Regions from separate parts of the Homo sapiens genome. Here region 1 is linked to region 2. Evidence: chromatin loops called from intact Hi-C (ENCODE). Cell type or tissue: heart right ventricle. All regions are shown on one strand. Each heading gives the region's core, and the rest is flanking DNA. Links, peaks and the distances in the headings are about the cores only.

Evidence for each region. A loop is a pair of places that touch in the nucleus more often than their neighbours do. Peaks named below come from ENCODE experiments on the same cell type or tissue, not always from the same donor. Only the 100,000 strongest peaks of a DNase experiment are listed, where the experiment ranks them.
Region 1: it touches region 2 in a loop (2.5-fold over the local background); 3 of 110 quality-filtered maps call a loop at or near these places.

What each region holds. Positions count from the first base shown.
Region 1 is chr6:150,172,946-150,180,734 of GRCh38, reverse strand. The region is part of intron 1 of PPP1R14C (protein phosphatase 1 regulatory inhibitor subunit 14C); the gene reads right to left. Among named protein-coding and RNA genes, the nearest start is that of PPP1R14C, 34 kb to the right of the region's middle. RefSeq lists an enhancer at 2,270-5,188. In heart right ventricle, for the core only: no CTCF peak of the experiment used is centred there; DNase peaks (open chromatin) are centred at 2,635, 3,694 and 4,451; H3K27ac peaks cover 3,788 bases.
Region 2 is chr6:150,234,565-150,242,353 of GRCh38, reverse strand. The region is part of intron 3 of PPP1R14C (protein phosphatase 1 regulatory inhibitor subunit 14C); the gene reads right to left. Among named protein-coding and RNA genes, the nearest start is that of PPP1R14C, 95 kb to the right of the region's middle. In heart right ventricle, for the core only: no CTCF peak of the experiment used is centred there; a DNase peak (open chromatin) is centred at 3,740; H3K27ac peaks cover 1,697 bases.

The DNA.
Region 1 (7,789 bases), core at 1,939-6,938, 62 kb after region 2:
CCAGCCATGCTCTTAGGGAGCTTCACAGACTGCCTCTCCTGTGTCACCCACTAAAGTGACCACAGGAAGGACCTCAAGACACATGCCTAAAACAACTCTTCCAAGAACAGCTATGACAACACTGACATCAGAGAAAACAACAGGAGGCAAACTGAGGAGCTCATGAGATGTACCCACATGTGCAGAGTTCCTTATATAATGCTGGATGAAACATGGAAGCATTAAATCTTACAGTGCTTAGATTTCATTAAACTACTTTCCCCAAGCCCTGCCACGTATAGCTCTCACAGCCACTCTTTCATGCAGATGCAACTAATATCCCCATCTTACAGATGAAGTAGCTGAGACTCGGGGTTATTTGCCCACAGTCACACAGCTAGAGCTGAGGCCAACACTTGTACCAATCCATACTATACTGTCTCAAACATAATAATAGCTAACATCCACTGAGTGCACCCTATCTACCAGACACTATGCTAATGCTTGACTGCATGAATCATCTCAGTTAATTCTTTCTTGTTTGTTTGTTTTTTGAAATGGAGTCTCACTCTGTCACCCAGGCTGGGGTGCAGTGGCACAATCTCGGCTCACTGCAACCTTCAGATCCCAGGTTCAAGTGATTCTCACGCCTCAGCTTCCTGAGTAGCTGGGATTACAGGCACATGCCACCACTCCCGGCTAATTTTTGTGGTTTTGGTAGAGACAGGGTCTTGTCATGTTGGCCAGGCTGGTCTCAAACTCCTGACCTCAGGTGATCTATCCCCCTCGGCCTCCCAAACAGCTGGAATTATAGGCCGGAGCCACCGTGCCTGGCCCATCTCAGTTAATTCTTACAACATCCCTTTTGTTATCTGTTTCCCCAAAACACACCTTACAAATGAGAAAAACCAAAAAACAGAGTCTAAGTAACTTGCCTAAGATCACACAGTCAGTAATGTGGCAGAGTTGGGACTCAAACTCCTGTCTTTCTCACTCATTCTATGCATGGATATAATTGCTCAGTTTTGTCACAGCTGTATTTGGAAAAAAAAGTTATTTATGTCACCTGTGTAAGAGAGCCTTCATGGATATTATCCCCTTTTTTTTTTTAACAGCCCATGAACCAATGGCAGAGATTAAACATGAGAAAGATGTTTGGGGATTCAGATTCTAATGAAGGGCAGGTCTGCAGAGTTCGTTTCCATTTAAAAACATAGGCCAACGTGGAAAAATCGAGACACTTATCTGGACTCTCTACACCTGGGCTGTCTGTTACCCTCGCTATATAGATAAAGTCTTCATGGCCGACCCTCCCTCCCTCCCTCCCTCCTTTCTTTCTCTCTCTCTCTCTTTCTCTCTTTCTTTCTGTTGGTGTCTCACTCTGCTGCCCAGGCTGGAGTGCAGTGGTGCAATTATAGCTCATCGCAGCCTTGAACCCTTGTATTCCAGCAAACCTCCTGCCTCAGCCTCCTGAGTAGCTAGCACCACCACACCTGGCAAATTTTTATTTTGTATAGAGATAGGGTCTTGCTATGTTGTCCCAGCTGGTACTGAACTCCTGGGCTCAAGCAGCGCCCCTAGCTTGGCCTCCCAAAGTGCTGGGACTACAGGTATGAGCCACCATGCTTGGCGACCACAGTCTCCTTCCTCCCTGGGTCTCCCCAGTGCCTTCCCAGGTTGGTTCCAGGCCTCCCTTCCTCCTAAAAGGAAAAGCATTATAAGGTGTTTTAGGAAGTAGAACAGGCTTCGAAAAACACTTCCATATTCGTAGTGACAGGGAGAGTATAGAAAGCAAAAAAATGCAGCCATCAAACTTTCCCTAGAGAGCTCCCTTCACCTCCAGCATCCATGTATTGAGCTGGTCATCCAAGAGCTACACAGATCCTGTTTATTTCCTCCTCTGCAGATGAAGAAATTTGTCCCCTGTGAGATCTGAAAATCTACACCTAGATGTTTCCCTATTTCAGACAAACCAAGTCCATCTCTTCACCTTAGATTGTCATTTTCATTCCAAGTAATGAAATAAACAACAGTATAAAGACCCTGGTTACTATTTCTGATGCAGTATTTTATGTCATCATGACAGTTGTAATGGCTGGGAGTAGTTTTATCTTTAATGATTCCAAAAAACAAAAGGAGAAATAAAATAGAGCTATGCTTAGGTTGGAGATAAACATCTCTTTGGTTGAGATACTTCACATAGGTCTATAGGTCTAGAAATCAATCGTATTGACTTTACCTGAACTGAAGAAATGAACTTCAAAGGCTGGCCCTGCATATTAGGAGAGGGACACAACCTCACCTGCTGTGACCGCCCTCCTCTCCAATCACACCCACCATCCCCTGACATGCTCCAGCTGGTCTCGCTCCTTGGTCGGCCCACAGAGCCAGCGTCCACTGTCCCCAGGGGCCTCTGTGACAGACTTCTCTGCCTGCATTCAGGGTTTCCTCCAGCCTCTTACACAGGCTAGGTTGTGGGAAAGACCCACTGGACCCCTAGGTCCAGACCTACTACCACTGTTCCCAGATGGGCCCAAGAAAGGTCACAGTAAACCCTGCTGAGGTGGCGCCAGCAACTGACGACAAGATACAGATGGAGTAGGAGGGCACACACAAGGGCAAGGCTCTGCACAAAAGGCCTCGCGGAGGCTGCATGGGGGGTGAGGGCCAGCCGCGGCTCCAGGAGACACACGCACAAGCCCTCTAGGAGACTGTAACTATGACACACAGCTGCCTGGGAACAGCACATTCTTGTGCGAGGTAAAACATTAACCAGTGAGCATCTGGACAATATTTATATCCCCGCTGGGGCTAACCACACAGTGATGAGGGAAAACACACATGCCACAGGGAAGCCCATCTTTCTTGCCTGACGACGGGGCCTCAGGAGATGAGTCTGTCCCGGCCTCTTGTTGGGACAGTCACTGGGGTTCTGCTGCAGTCCGGACTGGCTCAGAGAAAGCGGCCCAGGTCCCACTCCCTGCCTCCCCGACAGCTGTCCTGAGTTGAACCCCAGGCCTCACAGGGTGCTGAATCCAACTGGTCTCCGAGAAGGACAAAAGACTGTGGGACTTTGGGGACAACAATGAGGGAAAGAAGACTGACTCAGAGCTGCTCATGTATTTGCACCCACAGATATGTGTATGTTGAACCCTACCGGGGAGAGAGAGACAGAGAGGGACTGAGGGGGGAAAGGAACAGTAAGGCTATCTGTGACCACCGGATCTGCATGGAAGCTCCACAGGCCCCAAGGCCAGGCCTGAGAACGTGCTACACATGACCCTTCGCTTGCCTTCTCTGCTGTCAACAGACAGGTCCCAGCCTTTTGGTCACACCAGCAAGAATTTTCACTTCTTATCTACCAAGATAGTTTCCTTCCCAATATAAATCTGGCCCCAACACTCACTCCATTAAGTGAGGCCCATATATGGCTCTGAAACTATGACTTCATTTTTTCCCTCTCTTCTCCCCAGATCCTTTCACAGAAACAACAGGTAAAGACAGTCTACCTTAGTTTTTTTGGAGTTGTCAAGTGCACCCCTGTTTTCAAATGGCCACACGGTGCAGGGAAGATCTGTGCTGCTTCCACTGACAACAGAGACTGGCTGAATTGTGCCCAGAGAGCCGTTCACTGTCTACAACATCCACCACAGAGCTACACAGCAAGACATCTCTCAGGAACCAGGGCCAGGCTGAGCCGTGGATATTAGGATTTCTGGTATGGGGAAGGCAGCAAACAGGACGTGGAGTTAGGACACAGGCAGCCAGAAGGTAGGGAGAGACACACAGGGGGAGGCCGGATCACTGGAGGGTGGGACCGGCCCTAAATAACTAGCCCTTCCTCGTGATCTCTCCTCCCTCTTCCTTGAGTGGCCTCATCCGTATAAAACCCATCTCCTTGCCCACAGGGTCTCCCACACGATGAACAGGATTGTCCTGTTTGAAGCCACTCCTTCAGGCCCTCTGCAAACCCAGACACCTGCAGCCACGGCAGGACACTGCCCTTACCTGGGCCTCACTCATTATAACAGCTTAAAGGAAAAAAATCTCACTTCTGTGATCCAAAAGGGATTTGTTTGAATGTGGACTATTTGAGGATGATAATAAAACTCTTCTGGACCAGGGACGCCAATCCACAAATCCACCAAAATAGCAGTAGAAAGACACAGATCATGAATTAGACTAACAGCAGTTCCTTCAAATAAGCTAAGGAAGGTCTCACCTTTATTGAACCCTGAACTTATCTGGTATTTCAAGTAAGACAGCAACAAGATGTTCCTTCTCTGTCCTCTCTTTGACGCTGAGACATACAATGAAGGGGAAAGTTCAGCCTAATCCTAAAGGCATTGACTGGAAGCAGGAAACAAGACAAGAGGTAGTTGCCAAGGAAGCCAGACACAGATTGTACCACGGGCACCCCGCCTCCAACTCGATTGTTAGAAGCAATTCCCAGCTTGGTAACTCATGGAAGCCACGGGCACTCCCGTTGAGAAGATGGGAATCCTTCCAGGGCTGGCCTGCCCAGATAGCCAGTAGGGCTGGCTCCAAGCGCTGCCTAGGTTCTACTGCAATGCCCCACACTCCCTCACCCCGGGGTGCCCACTAGAGCCCTCCTGTTCACCCCAATTATAAGAACACTCTCTCTCCAACAGACAGGTAATTAATCAAGGGATAACCCCCAAGAAAGGGAAAATAACACAAGATCACATCAGCTCACTGTTCTAAGTATCCCCAGTGGAATTCTGAATTCCCCTTTAGTAGAGTCACTTATGACAGGTGTGGCCGGTTTAGAGATCCTGTTACCAGGGAGAGAAGTACAAGATATTCAGGGCCTGCTGAAGAAGACTGGCCAAGCAAACAGTGTTATAAAACACCACGGGTAGATTGCGCTTGTGGTTCAAACTGCATTTTCCCAAACAGGCCAGATTGGGATATGACATCTAGGTTTTATTTTAACTGGTTCTGCTGAGAAAACACCAGCCTCATACCTAGCACAGTCAAGAGCCATGGGTTATGTTATCCAATAACACTGGGTTAGATACTGTCAAATGATTAAGCCTTTGACTAGGGAAATCATACAAAGCAACAGTTCTGGTAATTACCCACCGTCTGTACCTGGGCACCACCAGGGAGATGTCAAAGTAACTTCCTTGCATTTGGAAATGCCCTCACCAGCCCCATGCTCAAGAGTTCACTTTTATTGTTGAAGTAATATTTTACAAAGGAAATTACTAACTAGTCATAAAGAGCAGAGAGTTAAATATTTATAAGGACTCACAATATTAACAGATTCACTTTCCCAAAAACATATTCAACATATCAGAGCTCTGCATCCTTAGTAAATGACCACTGTGATTTTACACAGAAAAAGAGGGAAGCACTGGGTCCATGTGTGACCTCTGCTAAGAGATCCCACTGAAGCAGATCCAAGAGACCCAGCTCAGAGTGGGGGCCCCTTCCAACTCCACCACCTTCTCCACGGCTCTCAGCAAGTTACTGGACTTCTTCCTGCCTGGTTCCATCGCTACAATGGGACCAGAAATAGCATCCACCTCACAGGTTTATTAAGAGGATGAAAGGAGTTAACATGGGCAAGCCTTAGAACAGCCCAGCACATAATAAGCACTATGTGAGCTACTACTGTTATTGTTGTTTCTGGTTTTATTATTTGGTCAACACGGATTAAATGTCATAGTGGTATCATAAACAATGTTCAAGCCAATTGATCATATGTTTCAAATATGAGAGCAAAAAAGAAACATCCTCTTCACTACTTTTTTTTTTTTTTTTGAGACAGAATCTCCCTCGGTCGCCCAGGCTGCAGTGCAGTGGCATGATCTCAGCTCACCGCAACCTCCGCCTCCCGGGTTCAAGCAATTCTCCTGTCTCAGCTTCCTGAGTAGCTGGGATTACAGGCGTGCGACACCATGACCAGCTAATTTTTTGTGTATTTTCAGTAGAGATGGCGTTTCACCGTATTGGCCAGGCTGGTCTCGAACTCCTGACCTTGTGATCCGTCCACCTCCACCTCCCAAAGTGCTGGGATTACAGGCGTGAGCCACTGCGCCCAGCTTTCACTACTTATTATTAAATGATATTCCAGGAAATTATATTTATTTAAAACACACCGTTGAACACTGAATATCTGCCAGGCCTTCCAGAGGACAGAATATATTATAAGCCAATGTTCCTACCCTCTAGGAGCTTACAGTCGAATTGAGAAGATAAAAATGCACACACGGCCAGGCGTGGTGGCTCACGCCTGTAATCCCAGCACTTTGGGAGGCCAAGGTGGGCGGATCACAAGGTCAGGAGATCGAGACCATCCTGGCTAACACGGTGAAACCCCATCTCTACTAAAAATACAGATTACCTGGGAGTGGTGGGGGGCACCGGTAGTCCCAGCTACTCAGGAGGCTGAGGCAGGAGAATGGTGTGAACCCAGGAGGCAGAGCTTGCAGTGAGCCGAGATCGCACCACTGCACTCCAGCCTGGGCGACAGAGGGAGACTCATAGCATTTCTTTGTAATTGATTTATAAATACCAAGAAGTATGGGTAAGTTAGTAAGTGTTCTCACAATTTAGAAAATGGTAAGTATGTGAGGTGATGAATATGCTAATTAGCTTGATTTAATCATTTCACAACGTATGCACCTATCAAAGCATCATGTCTGTACACTGCAAGTATATATAATTATTATTTTTCAATAATACCTTAACAAATCTCGGGGGTGGGGGGGAGGGAGAGGTGCCAAATAAGCAAATTGATTTCAGCCTAAAACAAAAGACCTCATGGAGACGGGGTTCAAGTTGGGCTTTGAAGGATGGGCAGGACTAAGACAGAGGAAGCTTTGAGGATGGGGGATCCTGGGAATGGCGTGAGCAGAACTCACGAGGCTATCCTGAAGTTGAGATGAGAGATTGGGGTGCTTAGGAGCCTCAGGTCTGCAGTCTTGGGCTCCCATGTCCTGGCTGAGTGACCATGGGCCAGTTCCATAAGCCTCTGCGGGCCTCCATTCCTAGCGCTGGCTGGCATCGGCATTATTCTGAAGACTGAACAAGATAAAGCACGTTAGGAAAACACAGTGAGAACCAGGCATCCTCAGGTATTAAACAGAGTTAAAGAGACTCATCTGTCTGCCAAGAGACCCACCTGTCTGCAGAAGAAGGCTGAAATTGGAAAGTAGTGCAAGACCAAGTTGGAAAGTTACAAAGGAGGGCTGTAGTGAGCTCAGACTTCATTCAGGGAGAGATCTGAGCCCCCTGAGAAGAGTCATTTTTACAGTGGCCTCTCCGAGCAGCATGTATACAGCAAGGTGGGAGAATCTGGGGAAGGGAGTCCAGGAGAGGGTGCCAAAGGCTCCACATGAGTGGAAAAGGCTGGGCCCGGGCACTCACCATAGGGATGGAAAAAAAAAAGGGTAAGGATAAGAGACCAGATTAGGTGGTGCCAAGTGTGGGAGAAAATGAGAGGAGCTGAAAACCAACTCCACTCATGCAATGTGGTTTCCTAGAAGACATGCTAGAAGAGACAGGGCATTCGTGGAAAAAATGGGGAGATCTCAATAAAGATTGTCATTAGCTACCTTGTACCATTGCTGATTTCTTAGTGTCGAGAAATGCACAGGAAAATGTCAACATTGGAGGAAGCTGGGTGAAGGGTACATGGGGAAAACTCTGTGCTTTCTTTGCAAATCTGTAAATTAAAATTATTTCAAAACACAAAAAAAACTCCAGGTCTATTTGGGTGGCTCATCACATCATCAATGAAGAGGGAGGCCAGGCAAGCAGCAGTTTGGAGGTGGATGGG
Region 2 (7,789 bases), core at 1,702-6,701:
TGTTGAATTCAATACTTGTCTGTACATTTCTTTTCTTGTAATATCTTTATCTTTAGTATCAGGGTATTGCCAGCTTCATAGCATGAGTTGGGAAGTATTCCTTCCTTTTCAAGTTTCTGGAAGAGTTTATGTAGAGTTGGTAGAATTTCTTTCTTAAATGTCTGGTAAAATTCCCCACTGAAGCCATCTGGGCCTAGAGGGTTTTTGTTGTTGTTGTTGTTGTTTTGTTTTGTTTTGTTTTGTTGTGTGTTTGAGGGGAGGTTTTGAAAGGTTATACCTATTAAGAAATTTTCCTGTATGAGACAGCAAAAACAAAACTCTCTTTCCTACTCCCACACTCAACACAGAATACCTCATGTCACCAAAATGTGGGTGGGGGGTTTCCCCACATATCAAGTAATTCTCCAGAAGACATCAACAGAGTGTCCTACGATTCAATTCAATTCTGACACTTTTTTTTTCTTTTGAGACAAGAGTCTCACTCTGTCACCCAGGCTGGAGTGCAATGGCATGATCTCGGCTCATTGCAACCTCCGCCTCCCGGGTTCAAGCGATTCTTGTGCCTCAGCTTCCTAAGTAGCTGGGATTACAAGCATGTGCCACCATGCCCAGCTAATTTTTGTATTTTTAGTAGAGATGGGGTTTCGCCATGTTGGCTAGGCTGGTCTCGAACTCCTGGCCTCAAGTGATCCGCCCACCTCGGCCTCCCAAAATGCTGAGATTACAAGCGTGAGCCACTGTGCCTGGCTGATTCTGACACTATTTACCTGGAGCTGGCGTTAGAGTTAGATGCTACGGGTTAAAGTCTCAGGCCCACAAGCCTGACTCCAGCTTCAGATGCCAATTCTAGGTTCCAGGTTGTCAACCTATACTTCTGGCTGACCAGCTATGAATTGAGGTTCTCATGACCCTCTCTGAGGGTACAATAATTTGCTAGAGCAACTCCCAGAACTCAGGGAAACACTTATATTTACTTATTACATTAATAAAGGATGTGATAAAGGATACAGATGAACAGCAGATGAAGAGACACACAGGTCAGGGCTTGAGGGAAGGAGCATGGAGCTCTCGTGCCCTCTCTGGGCCCCTCTCCCAGCACATACATATGCTCAGCAACCCAGAAGCTCTCTGAACCCCACAGTTCTTCAGGGATTTTTATGTGGGCTTTATCATATAGGCATGATCAATTATTAACCCTATGTCCAGCCCCCTTCCTCTTTTTGGAGGATGGGGGTAGGGCTGAAAGTTCCAAGTTTCTAACTGTGGCTTGGTCTTTCTGGTGACCAGCACCCACTTAGGTGCCCACCAAGACATGCCTCATTAGAACAAAAGACACTCCTATCACCCAGGAAATTCCAACAGATTAGGAGATCTGGGTCAAGAACTGCGGTCAAAGATGAAATATTATAACAAAAGATGTACATAGCAACTGATTGCTCAGGAAATTGTAAGAGTTTTAGGAGTTCTGTGCCAAGGACCTGGAGCAGAGAGCAAATATGTATTTCTTATTATATTACAATGTTAAGGCAGGAGAATAGGGTCTGGAGGCAGGGAAACTAAGGCTGGTTTGCACAGACTGACTAGAAGTGAATCAAAAGGAAAACCCTAACTTTCCACACTCAGGTAACAAAAGGATCAGAGGCTGTTCTCTTTCCAACCCTCCTCACTTTCTGCATTGCAGATGAAAAATGGAAAGTACTTCTGATAGGTCCTCTCCCGCAAACAATCAGACTGGTCACAGGCCTAGCCTTCATCTGCACAGGGGTGTAACTTTGAAAATTCACTTCAGCCTCTGATTGGTCACCTTCTGCAACCAATCAGACTGGTTGCAGGCCACTACTTCATTTACATAGGGTCTAACCAAGTAACCAATGGGAAACCCCTAGAGGTTTCTGTAACCAGCACTCTTGAGCCACTTGCTCCAGCCCACTCCCAGTCTGTGGGGCGTACCTTCGTTTCAGCAAATCTGTGCTTTCATTGCTTCATTCTTTCATTGCTTTGTGTGTTTTGTCCAATTCTTTGTTCAAAACGCGAAGAACCTGGACATTCTCCACTGGTAACAATATCAGGCCTATTTCAACTAAGTTGTTGGATTTACTGGCACAAGCTTGTGCATAATATCTATAGAATCTGTAGTGATGTCACCTCTCTCATTCCTAATGTTAGTAATGTGTCTTCTCTCCTTATTTCCATTTATCATTATGGCTACAAGTTTATCAATTGTATTGACCTTTTCAAAGAATCGGCTTTTGTTTCACTGATTTTCTTTATTGGTTTTCTTTTTTTTATCTTCTTTTTTTGAGATGGAGTCTCACTCTGTCACCCAGGCTGGAGTGCAGTGGCACAATCTCGGCTCACTGCAACCTTCACCTCCCAGGTTCAAGTGATTCTCCTCCCTCAGCCTCCCGAGTAGCTGGGATTACAGGCATGCACCACCACGCCCAGCTAATTTTTTATATTTTTTGTAGAGACGGGGTTTCACCATGTTGGCCAGGCTGGTCTTAAACTCCTGACCCCAAGTGATCCACCCGCCTTGGCCTCCCAAAGTGCTGGGATTACAGGCGTGTAATTACACTGTGCCCAGCATGTTTTTCTGTTTTCTATTTCACTGATTTCTGCTTTTATCTTTATTATTTCCTTTCTCCACCTTGCTTTGGGTTTAATTTGCTCTTCTTTTCCTGGTTCCTAAGGTGGAAGCTCAGGCCATTGCTTTGAGACCTTTCCTGATGCAGACATTTACTGCTATATGTTCCCCCACCCCCAGCAGCACTAAGCATTGCTTTAGTGGCATCTCACACATTTTGATATGATGGGCTTTTATTTTCATTCAGTTTAAAATAGCTTCTAATTTCCCTTTTAATTTCTTCTTTGGACTGTGGGTTAGAAATGTGTCATTTAGTTTCTAAGGATTTGGAGATTTTCCAGATAATCTTTCTGTTACTTATTTCTAATGTAATTCCACTGTAATCAAAGAACACACTTTGTATGGCTTGAATCTTTTTAAATTTGAAAATTGCTTTCTGTCCCAGAATATGTCTGTCTTCATAAAAGTTCTGTGTACATCTTATTAAAAACCAGGCTGCCTCCAAGCTGATGTTTCACCACTACCTTTATACAGCCTCCTCCCATGTAACTTGTACGTATATTGGACATGCTGAAAGAAAGGATGAACACGAGTGTTCCCCTGTTGCAGGATATTCAAGTGAAAATGATATGTTATTTAAGGCAATTCTTTAACCACAACAGACATGATCTTTTGCAATATTCTAAAAAGGGAATCCATTCTTTTTTGAAGTTTCAGTCCCTGGCTAATAGGATGGGTGAGGATCAATGAGGAACTCCCTGGTGGATGTGGTTTCTGTATGGGGATCTGACACTGCTTACGCTCGACCGCCAAAAAAAAAAGAAGGAAACCCTGATTGAAGGCCTCCTCTATGTGGCCTCTTTACATGGTCCCGTATTTAATCCAATGTAGTAGAGGTTTTACAGTTCAAAAATACTGATATTCTAGTTCATTACAAGTCACTGCCTACGATCACCAAGCAAATGTTTGAATCCAGGCTTCTTGATGCCAACTGAATTTGATAAGTATGTACTGAGCCCATGCTCTAATCTAAGTAGAGTCTATGCCAGACTCTACTCAAGTGCTGAGATGCAGAGCAGAAGGTGGCAGAGGCCCTGCCTTCCAGGAGCTCCCAGGCCAGCTGGGAAAGAAGACACAGAAACACAGGCCCTGCCAACATATGGCATGAGCTGCAGCTGGGGGTGAACGGGTGCCCTGCGGGCAAAGGACAGCCCCTGTCAGGCCAGTTCAGGCTCCTCCCATGCTGCCTCCCACAGCCAAAGACTGGAGAAGGCAGCCAGAGCTCTGAGAGGCCTCGAAAGACCTCTGTGTTCACTGAAAGGCCACAGAATCCGGAAATGACTGCTCTGGAAGGGCCAGCTCCCTCCCTTTCCTTCCTCCCACCCTCTCCTCTCTCCTTCCCCCATCACTCCTTCCGGGGAAATTTTTATTAACTGACTGCCTCTCCACCAGTTTCTAAGATCTGGCCATTCTAGTTTCCTAGCAGTTGAAATACAATTTCAGCTAACTGCCATAATTTTTAAAAGACAAACAAACATTTGCCTTGACCTAGCTTTCAAGACAAGCAGTATCTATTTTCTACACTGCCTCAGTAGCTTTTGTCCAAATATGTCTCAAAATACTACCTAAGAGATCCTGGGTCCACACCTTAGAATCTACCTCTCAGCAGAAGCATTCTCTGTGGGCTGTTGTGCTCAGCCCTGGGCAGGGACAGAACAGCAGGTGGACAAATTGTCGCATGTACTGCTTGTGATGAGGCTGGGGCCGTGTGTCCTGAGGACTATGGATCGTATAATGATGCAAGAAGGAGAGAAACAGAAGAAAAAGGTTTGGCTTACAAATATAGAAGAACCCTTTGAAACAGATGCCTAAAAAAAACCTAATGGGCTTGTTCCTGCCAGAAAGGAGTCACCCAATACATACCACACATGGTAAGAAGCAGTGTAGCCACATGCCTACGAGAGGGACTCTAGAGTCAGATGACTTGGGTTCAAATCCTTCTGCACCACTTAGAAATGAATCATTTTCTCCATGCCTCAGTTTTCCTCACCTATAAATAGGAGCAATGACAATAAGACCTCACCTCAAGGATGCTGTAAGGATTAAATGATGAGATGAATTACTGTATGTTACATGTTTGGAAAAGTGCTTAAAGAGTAGTAAGTGCTGTACAAGTGCTTGATACTGTCATCATCGTTATCATCATCATCATCAGACTACACTGAACTTTCCAGTCTACAAATTCAAATCAAGAATATGCTACTCTGGGCCAGGCATGGTGGCTCACGCCTGTAATCCCAGCACTGTGGGAGGCCGAGGCAAGCAGATCACCTGAGGTTGGGAGTTCGAGACCATCGTGACCAATATGGTGAAACCCTGTCTCTACTAAAAACACAAAATTAGCAGGGCATGGTGGCACATGCCTGTAATCCCAGCTACTCCGGAGGCTGAAGCAGGAGAATCACTTGAACCCAGGAGGTGGAGGTTGCAGTGAGCTGAGATCACACCATTGCACTCCAGCCTGGGTAACAGAGCAACACTCCGTTTCAAACAACAAAAAAAAAGAATATGCTACTCTGACCACACTAAGAAAAATGTAGCTTATATCCCCCCTGCCCCACCCCCGCCCATTTTCGCCATGGGAAAGGTTTGACATTGAAGACAGAGGAGAAGTATGTTGTGTGACACCAAGTGAGACCATGGGTGCTCAGGCTGGGGCATGGATGTCAGGCTGGGCGCAGCACACATGTGTTTCTTCTGAGGAAGCTGTCAGTGTTCCACCAGTGTTTCTCCCTCAGTGATGGTCAGTTTTCCCAGCTTAGACAACAGAGACTCTAACCGCTGAGAAAATCCACAGCAGGCTCTCCGTCCTGCCTGGCCAAGGGCCACAGTCCCTGTAGCTCCTTCCTCAGATTCCTGCCTGGGACCGCTCCTCCCCACAGCCTGAGCAACAGCCCAGGACCAAAATCAGCCACTCCAGAGCCACCCAGACTGTGCGACCTCCCGTCTCAAGGGACTACAAAGGAGATCGTATTTATTCTTCACATCATGAAGTGCTAGAATTGCACTTGAAAACATTCCTTAGGTGGCATTTCCCAACAGCTCCCTCCTGGCTAAACACACACACGCGCACACACACACACACACACACACACAGTGGCACCAACCACCTCCCTCCGCTTTCAGCTCCTCCTCCTCATGCTGGCTCCTCTGAGTCTTTGGATGTGGCCGCTGTCACACTGCAGGTGAAGTTTTACCCTCTCACGGAAAACAATGAAAAGGTCCTGTCTTCAGTAAACTCCTGGGCCCCTACCTCTCATCTCAGTCCTGGGCACTATTTTGGGATCTGAGAATGCACCGCATGGACCTTTTTAATGCATTCACTCACCCGAGACTATTCTTTCCTATGTGTGTGCATTTCTAGTTTGCTTGGCACAGTACCGTGCTCTCGCGGGTACTGAGTATCTGTCAGGGACTCAGATACAGCACATACTTACTGGGCACCTTTCATGTGACAGCCACTCTGTTTATTTTCACATACTGTCTCATTTGATCATTACAAGTATTATAAACCAGGCTCACAAGGGTTTAGCGGTTTGTCTGAGGTCACACAGCAGCTCAATGGTCAGACCAAGATTCAAACCGTAGGTTAATATAAAGGCCAAAGGGACCTGGGATGATCACCACCCTGGGGTGGAGGGCACAATTCCCTTTGCACCATGCTGCCTGGGGTGAGAAGTCTTTATTATTAAGCAACCGGGTTAGGTAATTATAGTCTAATTACAAACTAAACTAAAATGACCAAAAATGTGTTATGATAAACACAACAATCCTTTCATTTTCCAGTATGGGAGGAGGGACGAAAGACATGCAAAGGTCAGTGTCCACAGCTAGACTGGAAATTCTCCCCTGAGTACGACGAACCTTTTCCTCCAGTTCTGCCCGTAGCCTCTTCCCAAGGGGACAATAAAAATCTCCAGAGCCCTCAGTATCTCCCTCCTATTCTAGCTGTCTTATAAATTAGAAAAGAAGAATTTAAGAAGGAGGCAAAGCAGGGAAAAAAAGAAGAAAGAGGAGGGGAAGGAGGAAAGGAAGAATAGAGTGCGTGGAATGCTGACTTTTCTGCCCACTGAAATTCTACCCAGGCAGCCCTCAGAATCATCAAGACTCTCCTCATTGGCACGTCCAGTGCCCCCAGCCAGGTCCCTTGACACTGCTAAGGACCCCTATTTTTCCTTTTCTCTTTAAGTTATCAACTTCATTGAGGAATAAGTTAAGAACAATAAACTGCATCTATTTCAAGTGTATCACTGATCAGTGGTGACAATTGGTTACACCCAGGAAACCACCATGACTATCAAGATGCAGCACATTTCCGTCAGCTGGGTGTAGTGCCTCACACCTGCAATCCCAGCATTTTGGGAGGCTGAGGCAGAAGGATCACTTGAGGCCAGGAATTCGAGACCAGCCCAGGTAATAAAGCGAGATCCCATCTCTACAAAAAATTTAAAACATTGGCTGGGTGTGGTGGTGCGCACCTATAGTCCTAGCTACTCAGGAGACTGAGGCAGGAGGATCATTTGAGCCCAAGGATTTCGAGGCTGCAGTGAGCTATGATCGTGCTCCTGCACTCCAGCATGGACAACAAAATGAGATCCTGCCTATTAAAACACAACAAAGAAAAAACATTTCCATCACCACCAAAGATGTCTTATTCCCATTTAGAGCTCATCTGGTCCCAAACCCAGTTAATCTGTCACTATAAATTAGTTTGCATTTTATGTAAATGAAATCATTCCTCTTATGTATTCTTTTTTACTTGGCTTCTTTCACTCAATATTTCTGAGATTCACCAATATTAGATACTATTGTGTGCGTCCGCAGTTTGATTCCTTTTTTTTTTTTTTTTTTTTTTTTTTTTGAGACAGAGTCTCACTTTGTCGCCCAGGTTGGAGTTCAGTGGCGCAATTTCAGCTCACTGCAACCTCTGCCTCCCAGGTTCAAGCGATTCTCTTGCCTCAGCCTCCTGAGTAGCTGGGACTACAGGTGTGCACCACCATGCCCAGCTAATTTTTGTATTTTTAGTAGAGACAGGGTTTCACCATGTTGGTCAGGTTGGTCTCAAACTCCCGACCTAAAGTGATCTGCCTGCCTTGGCCTCTCAAAGTGCTGGGATTACAGCATGAGCCACCATGCCCAGCTGGC